3 separate regions of the Homo sapiens genome follow, and regions 1 and 2 are each linked to region 3. Evidence: chromatin contacts called from ENCODE Hi-C or POLR2A ChIA-PET data. All regions are on one chromosome and are shown on one strand. Each heading gives the region's core, a stretch centred on a gene start or an enhancer-like site at or near the end of the contact. The rest is flanking DNA. Distances are from core to core; before and after follow the strand shown.

Evidence for each region. Hi-C counts contacts between places; a loop is a spot of excess contacts on that map. ChIA-PET counts read pairs that join two places held with the same protein, here RNA polymerase II (POLR2A). Pooled maps may share reads with other maps.
Region 1: a loop to region 3 is called in a map of HepG2, with 2.6 times the contacts of the local background. The contact joins the promoter of PLCB1-IT1 here to the enhancer-like site in region 3. A Hi-C loop is called at or near these places in 2 of 168 maps with a recorded cell type or tissue (HepG2 and heart left ventricle). POLR2A ChIA-PET finds 5 or more read pairs at or near these places in 1 of 52 experiments (activated CD4-positive, alpha-beta T cell).
Region 2: a map of GM12878 shows a loop between it and region 3 (2.7-fold over the local background). The contact joins two enhancer-like sites. A Hi-C loop is called at or near these places in 3 of 168 maps with a recorded cell type or tissue (GM12878, IMR-90 and chondrocyte), 29 of 37 single-sample maps with no recorded cell type and 12 of 50 pooled maps. POLR2A ChIA-PET finds 5 or more read pairs at or near these places in 2 of 52 experiments (BJ and K562).

The regions. Positions count from the first base shown.
Region 1 is chr20:8,247,307-8,252,013 of GRCh38, reverse strand. PLCB1-IT1 (PLCB1 intronic transcript 1) reads right to left here and starts at 3,310. Exons shown (of 2, transcript NR_046809.1): 1 at 3,224-3,310; 2 at 2,272-2,557. The region is part of intron 2 of PLCB1 (phospholipase C beta 1); the gene reads right to left.
Region 2 is chr20:8,211,713-8,216,300 of GRCh38, reverse strand. All of the region lies in intron 2 of PLCB1 (phospholipase C beta 1), which reads right to left. Among named protein-coding and RNA genes, the nearest start is that of PLCB1-IT1, 35 kb to the left of the region's middle. RefSeq lists an enhancer at 2,262-2,311. Within about 2 kb of position 2,245, at least 5 of the 41 ENCODE cell types and tissues checked have a DNase peak (open chromatin) inside an H3K27ac peak, as active enhancers do.
Region 3 is chr20:8,391,160-8,395,986 of GRCh38, reverse strand. The region is part of intron 3 of PLCB1 (phospholipase C beta 1); the gene reads right to left. Among named protein-coding and RNA genes, the nearest start is that of PLCB1-IT1, 140 kb to the right of the region's middle. Within about 2 kb of position 1,491, at least 2 of the 41 ENCODE cell types and tissues checked have a DNase peak (open chromatin) inside an H3K27ac peak, as active enhancers do.

The sequences.
Region 1 (4,707 bases), core at 2,061-4,560, 150 kb after region 3:
AATAGCATCACCTAGGTCCTTCAGGGCTTCCTACCTTTTCAAAGAGCTTGCAGAGGGCAGCTGTCAGTCTTGACCCACCAATGAGAAAATACTCACACCCAGATTCCTAAGTCCATGGCAAAAAATATCTTTCATCCACGGGCATTCCTAATTCCAGTGGCCTTTAGAGCAGCAAACCAGTGATGTCACCACAAACTTCACCATCAAAAAATCTGTTCCAATTCTGAAGGCTTTTTGGGGAGAGGGACCTAGGAATGTGTCTCACTCGCAACTATGTAATCTGAGTTGTAGGAAAATTCCCTTTTCTATTATCTTAACCATAGCAGATGCCTCCTAAAAGGGGCACATGCCCTTCTAATAACCAGCAGGAAGAAAATATAGGAACCACTTTGAACAGCATATACAGTTTCTTTGTAATCTGACCCTCATCCAACCATGCCTCAGCTGCAGTCACTCCTTGCCTTATACTTCATTCTCCAACAACTCAAAGTCTCTGATAGATTCTGGAAGCTCTGGCAGGTCTTCATGCTTTTGACCATGTTGTTTCCCCTGCTTTGAAAGACCTCTCCTGCTCTTATCCGCCTGGCAAACTCCTCTCTGTGCACCAAGCCTCAGCTCCAAGGCTACTTTCCTTACTCTCCCTAGCAGATATAAAGCTTTTCTCCTTGAGGACTGCACCGTTCTTGGCCTAACCATCATCACTGTTGTTGCTTGAATGTTTGTGTTCCCCCCAAATTCCTATGTTGAAACTTAACTCCCACTGTGATCGTATTAAGAGGTAGGGCCTTTGGGAGGCGATTAAGTCATGAGGACATCCCCTCACAAATGAGGTTAGTGTCCTTACAAAACAGACTTGAGGGAGCCTGTTTGTCCCTTTGCACTTCTGACAAGTGCAGACACAGTTTAAAAGCACTCATCTATGAGAACAGACCACTACCAGACACTGACTCTGCTGGTGCCCTTGATCTTGGACTTCCCAGCTTCTAGAACTGTAAGCAATAAATTCCTAATGTTTATAAATTAACCAGTCTAAGGTATTGTTGTAATAGCAGTCTGAACAGACCAAGACAATCAGAGTACATATCTTATGTCTCCTATGTTGTTTTGTTTGTATCACTCCTGTAAATTCTGTGAATAAAAGGAACTATGTCTTTTCATCTCTGAATCCACAGCAGCTAGCAAAGTCCCTGGCATATTGTTGGGAGCTCAATAAATATTTGTAGACCGACAGCCTCAAAGTAAGATGAAATGCATCATGGCTCTTGCCCCCTGACCTGGCAGCCAGCAATGTCTCTGTTATATTGTTGGGGCTTAATAAATATTTGCTAACTGACAGACAGAAAGGAAGATTAAATGCACTATGAGTAAACTTAAGTTCACTAAAAGTTTAAAATGGAACTTTTGTAGGTATGCTTTATTGATTGTTTTTCCTACTTTATTAGACTGTGGATTAAGGGATTTTTTTTTAAAAGGAAAGGTTAAAAAAGCCACTCAAAGATGGCAAAAGATATGATGAAGGGTATCTAACTCCCAACCACCTTACAGATGCAAAATCATTTGGAGCACAAGGTCACAAAACCCAACAGATTACAAATAATAAAGTAAAATAGATGCGAAAATTGTAACATAGACAATACAGGTATTTATAGTAGCAATCTATGTTATGTGATTATTAAGTGATTTTCTCCTTAATTAACTAACTAAAAATTGAAAAGTATTAAATGGGAAACACTAAAGGAGTAAGATTGCTTTTGCTATGCACCTTGAAAGCATTCTTTTAAGCCTGCATTTCACTTCCCCAATGTCAGATTTTCACAGATATGGGATGGCGCCCATCAGATATAGAAATGATAGGTTTAAGCTTAAATCCCAGTTTTTCAATAACTCCTCGTGTGTTTGATTTTGCAGCTGTGTCAGGGAAAATGTACTCATTCTCAACTAATTCTCCACTAAATGTACTAAGTCAGGAATTGAAGTGAGTTGGCCTGCCTGTTAATACTTTGCACCTAAAACAATGACAGTAAATCTCTGGCAACAGGCTTGAGCCTCAGTTCCTCAGGCTTCTAACCCACCATCCTCATGGTCATAAATTTTGAATGGGTAACATTGGAAGCATGAATAATTAGGGGAGGGCACAGCTAATATGCTCAGTCACATCAGAGAAATGGCACAGTGAGTGATCTGCCAGTAATCAAAAGAAACAAATTGAGACTCAGGGCCTTCTGCTTATGGGGCTCACTGGGGTCACACACAGCGACAGACTGTCTCATCTTTGCTGCTTCAGACAGACAGACACGAAGACATGGCTTTAATGACAGCTCAGATTTCAGAGTGGACGTGACCTAAAATCACCAGGAAGCACAGAGCAAAGGGAAAGTGAGTTGTCCATCTATGATACTTTCTGTCGATCACAATAAGAGTTAAAGGATGCTACATCATTCCAATAGTCTTCATAATTAATTTTGGAATCTTGCCACCATTCATGATTTAAGGGTTCCAGTTCTCATGTAGCTTCAGGCAAAGTTTTCTTTCCAATTACTTCCAATGATGGACAGGCCTTTACCCACACAAGGATAATGTGAGAATGATAACAAGTCATGAATTACCGATGAAGTGTTTTATTAACTTACCTCGAAAATATTTAAAATTGCTTATTAGCAATTTCTAATCTCTCAAGAGACCCCAAAATGAGGCACATTAGAAATAATTACACCTTAAAATAGATCATCTTTTCACAAATATAAATGCCTTTTTAAAGACGTCAAAGACCACTAACAGCGTTTTGGAAATCTTCTATTTAAATAACTCTATTTCTTATGTAAATCGAACACTTGGATTTTTTAAATTACATTTCCTTAGTTAAAAACTACAGTTGACGATTTATGCAACCAAAATATTTCATTTTGATTTTCAGAAATATCCATGCAAGTCTTAGGATTTCATTTCCCCAGAAGAGAATTTCAGAATTCCTTCTAAATTCTGAAATCTCCTGAAACTTCCTTTGCTTTCTTTTTAAGTTGGTCTTTCCTAAAATCTCGAGTTAAAATGAAAAGACCATACCTCTTTAGAAGTAAATCTCTCAGCTTATCCATTCATTTAGGAGGAATAGTCCTATATAGCCTGAAAACTAATCACCAATTATTCCCTTCTACGGGGATAATATTAAAGCTGATTCTTGCATACCACCTTCCTTCACCTACTAATACTCTAATCAAATACTCACAGCCACATTCAGATTGTGAATCTTCTGGCAAAAGATTAACTGGGGAAGGTTGAAGCAGATCTTTTGGGTATTTGGTCTTCAAAGATAGACTCGTTTCTCTGGACTGATACTGCTTTAGTAGCTGCTTACAAAAATAACACATGAATTTTGACCTCAGTAGTAGACCTGCCCTTCCCGTCAGAAGGCCACCATTTTAACAAAAGATGTGTTTTGCTGGTGCCTATAAAACCCAAGAGGACGTAGCAGATACTGCTGCTGCCACCAGAGTTGCCACCTCTGTCCCTTTTGCAGGGTCTGTGCTCCCATTCCCAGCTTTTACATGCTTTATTTCCAACTGCAGCCTTCTTCAGAAGGCTGAGAATGGAAATGGTAATCTGGATGGCAACAGAAGATACTGCTGCAGCAGTATCTGTAGCAGCCTTCTTCAGAAATTTCTCTTTTGCTACTGCAACTGCCCTAACACTATGGAGAGCTGGAAGTGCTTGGGAGGTGATAGCCCACCCAGGAGGGCCCATAGCCAGTGACAGATGGATGAAGGAATGTAAAAGCCAAGCTACCTTGCCTCCAGGCAGGACATACTCTGAGGTGCTATTTATGTTCCAGAGTACTCTATGAGGTCATGAAGAGGCTGGAACTTCACCTGAAATGGAACCCAGATGTGTCTTCTTTCCCTTCCTTGGCCTGCTCCTCTGCCAGTCTCTCCTGAGATGCTTCCCTAATAAATCCCCTGCACATAATCCTCATTTCAAGGTCTGTTTCTGGGGAACACAATCTAGGACAGAGGACTAGTTTATCAGCTGGTCAGCCCCAAGAAAGAGAGGAAGTGAAAGAAGAAGAAGGATAATTTTATACAGCACTTACTCCTTCCAGACCCTGCCCTAGGCATTCTGTATGGATTATCTCATTGGCTCTTACCCAAGGGTAATATAGGTGCAATCTGGACACTTGAAAGAAAACCCTAAAGCTAAGATGAAGAAACACAAGGACGTCTGCACAAGTGGTCCTTTGTCATTTAGTCACCACTCCTGATCTGACTTGAGAGGGTCATTTCCTATGCTGCCCTTGCTTTTGAGAGTAAAAAAATATTGAGCATTTACTACTATGTTCCAGGTATTAGGCAAAAGTGTGTGTGTGTGTGTGTGTGTGTGTTTGCGTGTATGTGTGTGTGTGTGCTGTATTAAATTGTCTAAGTTCACTCATGTTATTTATAAATGGTGGCACTGGAATTTGAATCTTAGCCTGGCCAATTCTTAAATTCATGTTTTCATTTACTATATGTGAATTAAAAAATAAAGCAACATTCACTAAGCTCCTAATTTAAGATGGTTTTCTAAAGCTCCTTCATTTAACCATTTAAAATTTCTAATGATTTCTAAAGATACCCTCATTTCTATGTCACTAGGCCTTCAAGAAGAAATGATATGTTGAATGAATGAGTTAGAGAATATGTCATTTTAAGCTGTATAAAGAAAAAAAGAGAAATC
Region 2 (4,588 bases), core at 996-3,495, 180 kb after region 3:
TTTTATATTGCCCAATAGCTTTGCTAAATTCATTCTGTGAATAGAAGTCCATGCACAAAGTATGATGGGTGCTTTCAATTATAAAGACTCCCTAAGTAAAAAACATACAGTTTACATAAAACTTTGCCAAGGACTCCCAAATATGGCAGTTCTTCAACTGTGAGAGCCTTCCAATTTTTCTGAACTCATGTCCCCATGTCCTATAATCATATAAAATGTCAAAAGGATCCTAAAATATCAGCTAATTTTAACAAACTCCTCAACATCATATAAATAGGCTTTTTAAATGAAAAGCATAAAAAGAAAGAAAGCGCAAAACTGAATTACTGAATGATGTGGGTATCATCAAATTAGGGTATCATCCAATTAACTCTGCATAAAGTAGATTTCTCTCTTACGATGTGTGTACTGCTCCCTGCTGTGAATTAAATATATATATAAATATATATACATACATATAAAACTTAAATTATGGCAGATTGTCTAATATTTAGCCCTACTTCAGCACTTTTCAAAGATCTCTAAGGCTGCCTTCTGAGGCTGATTTACTTGTGCAAGTTTTGGATCTGAGCCCAGAACACTTGGTCTGTATAACCAAAACAATACTGATGGTCACGGAGCACCTGATGAACACAAATTTGTCAAGACGTACAAAAACTCTAAATGTTCACAACCTAGCCTTAGCCTCAAACTAGGACTGTTGTGAGAGAATTCCAAACAAATTGCATACTCTCTGGCTGTCGTGCTCCAAGAGGGACGGGGGCTGCGAAATGTCAGCTATTTGAAGGGAAAAAACTGGCCCCCACCACCTTCCAAAAACATACTATGGCTTCTGATTGGCTGCAATTCAAAGCTGTCCTCTGGCTTGCGAGGCGACATGATGTTGCCGTCTCTAATCCCTCAACAGACTACAAAGATGCTCCCCAAGCATCCTAGCTTCAAAGCCTTCCAAGAATCTGTTTGAACTTTTTTTTTTCTCTGTTAGCTACTTAAGTTTTCAGGTTTTTACGGCCTTTTGAGATTAACAAATCGATTCCGAAATTTAAGAAGCAGATACATCTGAGTGGGTGCTTATGGGTTGGCTTTTATTTATAGTGTGGTGGAAGGTGGGAGGAGAAAGGTCTGATGGGAGCTTTCAGAAGGTCAAGAGATCAGAACAACAAAATAATCTTCTCAGTGGCCTCAAATTCACATGGTAAACACACAGCTTCTGCATTCAGCCTGTCTATGTAAATCAGACTCTGTCCTGAAAAAGTAGCTGTGGAGCTGAGAAGGAAAAGGACTTTTTCAGCCAGTAGCACACAAAGGAATTAGATGGTGGGAAACCTATTTCAGCAATAACTGCACCATTTTCCATTTAGTTTGGACTTTTGTCTGTCTTGCCCTCCACAGCCACACCTCAAGCAAGAAAGTGCAAACAGTCCCCGCAAATAACTTCAGGAGTAGCACTTAGATCCTTTTTATATTTGAGAGTGAAAAAAGAAGGCAAAATAGCACACACCCCCAAAACTATCATCCCAAACTCCACGATTCCTTATGGGCAACTCGCAGGCCACATCAGAGGATATTATCACATGAAAAAAGAATGAGGTGACATTAGGTCTTGAAATAAAAGACATTAGTTCTAAATGGAGGAAAAGCAAGTCTGCAAAATGCAGTAGTAGGCATAGTTCAGTAGCCTTTTAATGAATGAAGACACAGGGTATTGGGCTGTTCTTGCATTGCTATGAAGAAATACCTGAGACAGGGTAATTTATAAAGAAAATGTTTAATTGGCTCTGCAGCCGGTACAGAAAGCATAACACAGATGTCTGCTTCTGAGGAGGCCTCAGGAAGGTTACAATCATGGCAGAAGGCAAAGGGGGAGGAGGGGTCTCGCATGGTGGGAGCAGGAGCAAAAGAGAAAGAGCCAGGCGCCACACTTTTAAATAGGCAGATCTCCTGAGAAGTCAATCACTGTCGTGAGGACAGCACTAAGAGGATGGCGCTAAACCATTCATGAGAAATCCGCTTCCATGATCCCATCACCTTCCACCAGGCCCCACCTCCAATACTGGGGATTACAGTTCAACAGGAGATTTGTGCAGCGACACAGATCCAAACTATGTTACATAGCTACTTTCATCAGCATATATATAATACCCATTTCAGTTGTGGTTTGTAAATCAGTCCCAAAGCTGGAAGCTTACGTGTAAGACTGCTCTTTACCTCAACCTCCTTTGTTTCGCTTTTGCTTTTTAGTCACCTTAATCAGGAGGGTTTGTAAACACATTTTCTATTGTCCCTGCTTTGGTCTAATATTTAAGGATTAAAGTATAACAGAACTGCTAGTTGTGACACTAAATTAGACTAGGACTCTCTGCCCTGTCGGAAAATGACGTTATTTGTATTTCCTTGCTAAATGCTGGAAAGTAACCGCATTACTGGGGAGAACTTCCTCCAAAAGAATCATGAACAATCTGCTTACATGCTTACAATCTGCTTACAAGTCATACAAGATAAGCAAGATCTAATTTTTAAATTCTAAGCATTCTTTTTATATTTCATGACAATTTGTGATAATGCAAACTTAATCATGTTACTCTTATGAAGACACACACACACACACCACCACCACCACCACCATTTCCCTTATTTCCACCTTGCTTAAATTCTTCATTGGCTTCTTATTGCATTTCAGATGTAACAAAAAATGCACAACAGAGCAAGCTTTATTCTGACCCCTGTTCTGGCTTTACCTTTGACCAAACTTCACCTTGTGTTCTGGGCTCAGCCACTGGGCCTTATAACTTCAACAACTCTAACTTGCTCTGCTACCTCCTGCTGCAGGGCCTTTGTATGTCTCTGATTTCAAAGCTCTTCCTCCCAGCCCACTTCCTACCCCCATTACTTTGGATAATTAGTTCTTACTCACCTTTGGAGCTAAGATCACTTCCCAGTGAGCTTTTCCCTGAAGACCCTGGTCACTGCCAGCCACCATCAGACTGAATCATGTCCTTCTGTATTCACCCTTCGCATTTTGGAAAAGCACAGGCATTCCTGCCATTATCTAATGGACATTTTTTTCTTGATCCACTAGACCTTAAGCTTCACAAAAGCAACTATGAAACATAATGCTCTTGTTTACCACTTTAGCCTTCAGGGTAACACCAGGCCCCCAAAATTCTTGGATGAATTAGTGAACACACTTTTTGTCACCATCAAGCTTTGAGACAATAGAGTTGTGAAGACTCAGAAGGAAACATGGTGTGCAATCTCAAAGGTACCTGAAGAGGCTTGAATGAAGTGGCCATTCACAAAGACAGGAGTGGAGGAAGAGAACTCAGGAAGGAAGAAACTTTGTTTTCCTTCATACAGATTTGCAAAGAAAAAAAAAATCTACAATGTCAACTTTTGATATAGCTTTCATGGTAACGAAGGTGAAAATTTAAATGTTCACATACTTTGATTCTGCATTTTCACATGTAAATTCTAAAATATGTAGTAGAATGTTCTTTGGGAGTCTCTGCATGTGGAGTGCAACTGGAACTTCAAAGTGCTCTAAATGTCCTTCGAGAGGCAAATAAATAATGGCATACTCATGCAAGGGTATATCATTCAGCCATCAGCAGTGAACAATGCTTTTGGCCAAGGTCTGAAGTTGTAGAGATGTTTCATCTTTTGCGTTTTGTATGCCTACGTGGCTTGTGTTTTCTCTAATTTTATATTGCTTTTAAAATTATAAATCTCAGTAACAATTAAGAAGAATCACTATGACTAAACCATTTCATTTTATAAATGGTAACAAAGTGACTCAGAGACATGTTTACTTGAAAAAGGTCACAGAGCAGAAAGAGGAAGTCTCCTGTCAGAATCTTACTCCAGGGCTCTTTTCACCCACCGTATTTTCTTGATGTCAATTGTATTTAGAATAAAATGCATACAAAATGGTTAGATAGTAATTCTGGAAAAAATTGAACAATTACTATGATGAGCTAAAAATTCAAATGCTGTTCTAGACTTAGGAAATTGAGTTCTCATGTATTTATGCTGAAGAAGTTTTGATTTGCTTGAAAATAAAGCAAAACAAAAATCAGGCTTTTCTAATGTACCACTAATGAATCACCCTTGTGACAATTCTTGAATTTTACTGCAATAAAAATCATAGAAACTAGGAACATCTATCACAAGAAGTAAAATACAAATATACAAATATAAATACAGTTCAGTAAATATAAATATATTGGAGAAGTTCCTTGTCCCTGGGTGGGCTGGAATGAAGTTCACTGACGTCGGAGCATAATTACTAAAAATAATTCAAACATCAATTAATATTCAAAACAATGACATTCATATTTCAGCTACTTTCAGTTGCTAATAAAAGAAATTAAAAGGCTTATAATATGAAAAGGATATTAATAGCTTAATGAAGATTGACCTAGAAAGCAGATTTTTATTTTAACCCAGGAAAGATTTATAGATAATGAACTGCTTTTAATGATTTATTTTAGGAAAACTGATACACTGGGAGATTTTGCAATCTGTTCCAATCATAATTCACAAAAGAACTGCAATAGATGTTAAGAGAAATTGAAATGAATACATCTTC
Region 3 (4,827 bases), core at 242-2,741:
TTGATGAGTTTCCAGACACTTGGAAGAGTTGTAAGCATTTACCAGGAATAATTTAGAATAACATGGTACAGTTAAGTATCAGGGGAAAATATATTTACAGAGAAGAGTATCCATCTATTATGACTTTCTATATTTTATAGTCTAGAATAACAATTTGTTTTTTTTTTAAAATGGGAAAAACAGATTTCTAGTCACACCTTCACAGTATTTCAAATGCTCTACAGTATCCTTCAAATAAATTATTTGACTTAAGAATTCTCAACTCAAACCATGAAATTTTGAGCAGCTAAGCATAAAATTAAATACTGAGTCTAGTTCGCTATTACTTACACAATTTATTCTTTAACATACTTTCTCAAAGTTTTATAAACCACCAACTCATGTGAAATATCCCACTCAATCATCTATTTTTATTTTAGATATTCTAAGAGCTATTCCTTTTCAATATTATGTATAGATAATTTATTTGAAAGCATTATTGACTTTAAAATTGTGTAAACTTAAAATTTAATTTTCCTTATTCAGCCATTCCACATTCTTTGGTATATGTGTAGGACAGAACTAATATAAGAGATCTTAAATTAATTTTATTTAGATTTTCATCTGGTATCCATAAGTAATAATATGTAGACAATGCCTTCTAAAGAATCTTTAATCTTCAAACAAAATTGCAAGCAAATTGATTAATAGAGAAGCATGTTTCAGAGACCCATAAAATAAAATAAATGTCTCATTAACTACTGCTTTCGACAGTAGAGATTTATCTATGGCAAAAATAATAAAGTCAATAGGTGTTCAATTTCCCATATTGTTTGTATGTACCTCAACCAAGGAAACTTCTTTTTAAACTCTTACTAAATTTATTTATACTAAGGTACTATAAGAATCAAGGAAAATGTAATTCATGCACAGATACAAAATGACTAATTTCAACTAAAGAGAGTCAAATTTAATTTTTAATTAACATTCATAGAAAGAAAAATTGTGTTTGCTAAACAATTTTAACCAGGTATTACAAATCTTGAAATAGTCTAGGAAGAAACGATTTAATTTAAAAGTTTAACATGACCTTACTATTTTTGAAATATGAGTGATGCTCAAAGCTTTTGAAAAATATTGTTAAAGATACCATTAAAAGTGAAAACTTTGCCAGATAGAAGCCTATATACTATAGATGGCAAATGCAAATACCTAAAGAAAAACATTGAGAATATGGATGATGCAACCAAGAGTTTAACTTGTCAAATAATGGCACAGCTTCAAGCCTATTAAACATATGCACTAATGGCCTATAGTTTTAAGGATAACAGTAACTACAACTTACAGATCCCCTATTATGAAATATATGTTATGGCCTTTAGTCCTCACAATAACCCTGAGAAATAGTACTATTAACTTCATTTTATGGATGAAGAAAGCAAGACATGAAGTTAAGCAACTTGATTGTGACCACATGAGTAATACTGGTGGAGCCTCTTAACCACTGCTGTTCCCCAGTGTGAGGATACAGAAGCAAAGCCTCACTTTCAGGGCATAAAAGTCAACTCCCATGAACCAGAGAATCATCAGACTTCTTTCTTTCTGCACACACACACCAGGAACCGAAAAGAAACTATGACTATTAAAAGTTATTGCTCCCTAAGTAAGTTCTACCACTTTTAATCTAACCTCAATTCAAGGTTTACCTTGACTTAAAATCCTTCCACAAAGGCCAAGTAGTACCAATTTTATATAAGTCATAAGATGTGAAACCATAGAAAAATAGGCTCTAGAAATAGTTAAGAGTGGACAGAGAATCTCACTCTAGTGGTACACTAGGCATTAGGCTTGTCTAAATGCCAGCATAGATTCCAGGTGCTATGGGAATAAATGAAATTCTTGTGTTTTGAGTAATATGTGGGCAATGCTGATGGTTTTCTGTCATAAGGTCTCAAATTAAAAAAATTAATTAGGTGGGAAGAATGCAAATAGTAAACTTTAAAATTCAAAACATCATAATATAATACAAGACAAAATTCAACATTATATTAATATTATCAAGATATATGAAAAAGGCCTTTCTGGTTTAGATCACCTAAGAACCTGTTCTCTAAACATCTTTAATAGGATCTGCACTACTGTGAAGACAAGCATCACTCATAAACTGGTGTTCTAGTTTATTAAGTGTGGTTAACTTCATAATAAATGGCTTTTAGAACATTTATATTAATCCTATGAGATGCTTGTGACCAAGAGACCCATAGTTAAAGAAAAAAGAAAGAAGTGACACTAACCCATGTCCAACACATCAAAAGCTGTGAGAAATCCTGCAATAAAGGAACCCTTAGCATTTCCCAAACTTATTTGACCAGTCACCCAGGCCGGAGTGCAGTGGTGCAATCACAGTTCACTGCAGCCTTGAACTCTGGACTCAAGAAATCCTCCCGCCTCAGCCTATACTGAGTAGCTGGGAGTATAGGCAGGCATGCACCACTGCATCCACCTATATTTTTTTTAAGAGATAGGGCTTTGGGTCTCAAACTCCTGGCCTCAAGCAATCCTCCTGCTTCGGCCTTCCAAAGTGCTGGTATTACAGATGTGAGCCACCACACCTAGATGACATTTTTATAGCATCTATTAGTATTCCAAGGAACTCACTTGGAGAAACAGTGAGTTTTGGTTTTGATAAAGTATTCTATATACCTGAGGAAAAAAAAATACAATAACTGTTCACAGAGCTATGCCCATTCATGGCAGGCAGTGATGAGCAAATTCTTCTCTCAAGCCCTCTGTTCTTACCTGAAATCAGTAATTCTTGGGTATAAATATAAAAATCAAGCAGCATTTGAGTACAGAAGTACCAGGTGGCATAGAGAAAATGTATTAGGTGTGTGAGGAGAATTTTCTGATCTTTTAATCTCAGTGGTCTTGTCTCACCTTTAAACACCAACAAACATACTGTCTAATTAGTTAGGTTATTCCATCTTCTTGAAATCTCTATGGACATTAATTTCAGGAGTTCCGGAAAACTTTATTTCATCATTAACAAATATCTGTTAAGTGGCAAATATGTTACTATCTTAATTGCCACTTTTCACATAAGATAAATGCCATAGATAGGAATTCTTTCATCTACGAAAATACCTACTATGGGTCATGTATCACATCCAAAGGCAGTGATATAGGATTTCACTTTTTTATGGTACATTGAAGGAATTTAAGAATTTTCAGCCATTTCCCATTCAAAGAAGACAAAACACAAATTTCTCAGAATAAACTGGTATACATTCCTAAGTTCCTTCCACTCTACCCAACTTACTCACAAATTGATATTACTATATCACACATTATGGCTGGCAAATCCATTTGAGAGATGTATATCATTTAGTTCTCCCAATAGCTCCATGATGGATACAAATATTACCTTTAGTCCCCAGGGATCATCCTGCTTGTCTCTTTCATTTTTTATGAGGAAGGTGAGATTCCTAAAAGATGGTATGACTCTACCCAGGTTATTCCATCAGCTGCAGTACCCAAATTAAAAACTAGTATCTTAGTCTATGTGTGCTACTATAACAAACAGACCGGCCAATTTATAAGCAAAGATCTGTCAGGTGGGAAATATTTACAGAAATTTATTTTCCACAGATGTGAAGGCTGGGAGGCTCAAAATCAAGGCGTAGACAGGTTCCGTGTCTGGTGAGGGATGCTCTCTGTTTCAAGGTGGCATTTCGAATGCTGTGTCCTCAGATGGGCCAAGGAGGAAGGGCAAAAAAGACTGAACCTTGAGTGAAATCTCTTTTATAAGGACCTTAATCACATTCATGAGGGAGGAGTTCTCATTGCCTAATCACCTTCAAAAGGCCACAACTTTAAATACTATTGCATCGGCGATTAAGTTTCAACATGAATATTGGAGGGGACGCAAACTTTCAAACTATAGGAACTCGCTGCTCATAAACTGGACAGTGCCCAGTTTATTATGAGTCCTAAAGCTGAAAAGGAATTGTAATGATATACTCCATATTTTCAGAGAATATTCCCATTTCAAAATGTTTCTTTCGTTAAATTACATCCCAGTATTTTCCCCTGCTGGAACATGTATCAAATTACATGCCACATTAGTTTATGACCTAATCTCCAAAATTGAGGAAGTTCAAGTAATATATATATATGTGTGTGTATATATATATATATATATATATATATATATATATATATACACACACATATATATATATATACTTCATTATTTACCAGTCTCACAGAACATTAAGAAGAATACACTGAAAAGTGAACTTAAGGCCCATAGGGAAGTAAGTAGTATCAAACATTATGATTTATGTCTTGTTACCAGTTAAAATCCAACTAGCAAGACAAATCAATACAGCAAGTATTATCATTCACAGGGAAACCAATAAACCTTCCTGGGTTCTCTCAGCTAATAAGTGCACTGGAGTTTGAATCTGGGTCTCTCTGACCCCTAACCTTGTTATTCCATTTCAAAACAGTGCTTTGGATTTTGCTTCAATGACTTCATAGTGCAGAAAAAGATACCCGCATGTTCTTAACTGAAAGTAAATTGCTCTAAAATTATTTTGATGGTTGGAAAATCTATTTAACTGTTGGCAAATCTAGACAGTTTTCTAAATAAGAACTGTAAGTCTTAGTACAACAATATTGCTGTGATAGTTCTCTGGGGGTAGGTGTTTGGCTGCAAAGAGAAATATGCCTCAAGTTCATTTTTCTATAGCTAATACATAGAAGTTAGATTTTAATCAGTAGGTTTAAATGCCACAGCTACAAAAGTATAAATCTCTTATACATAGATTATAGTGACAATCTATA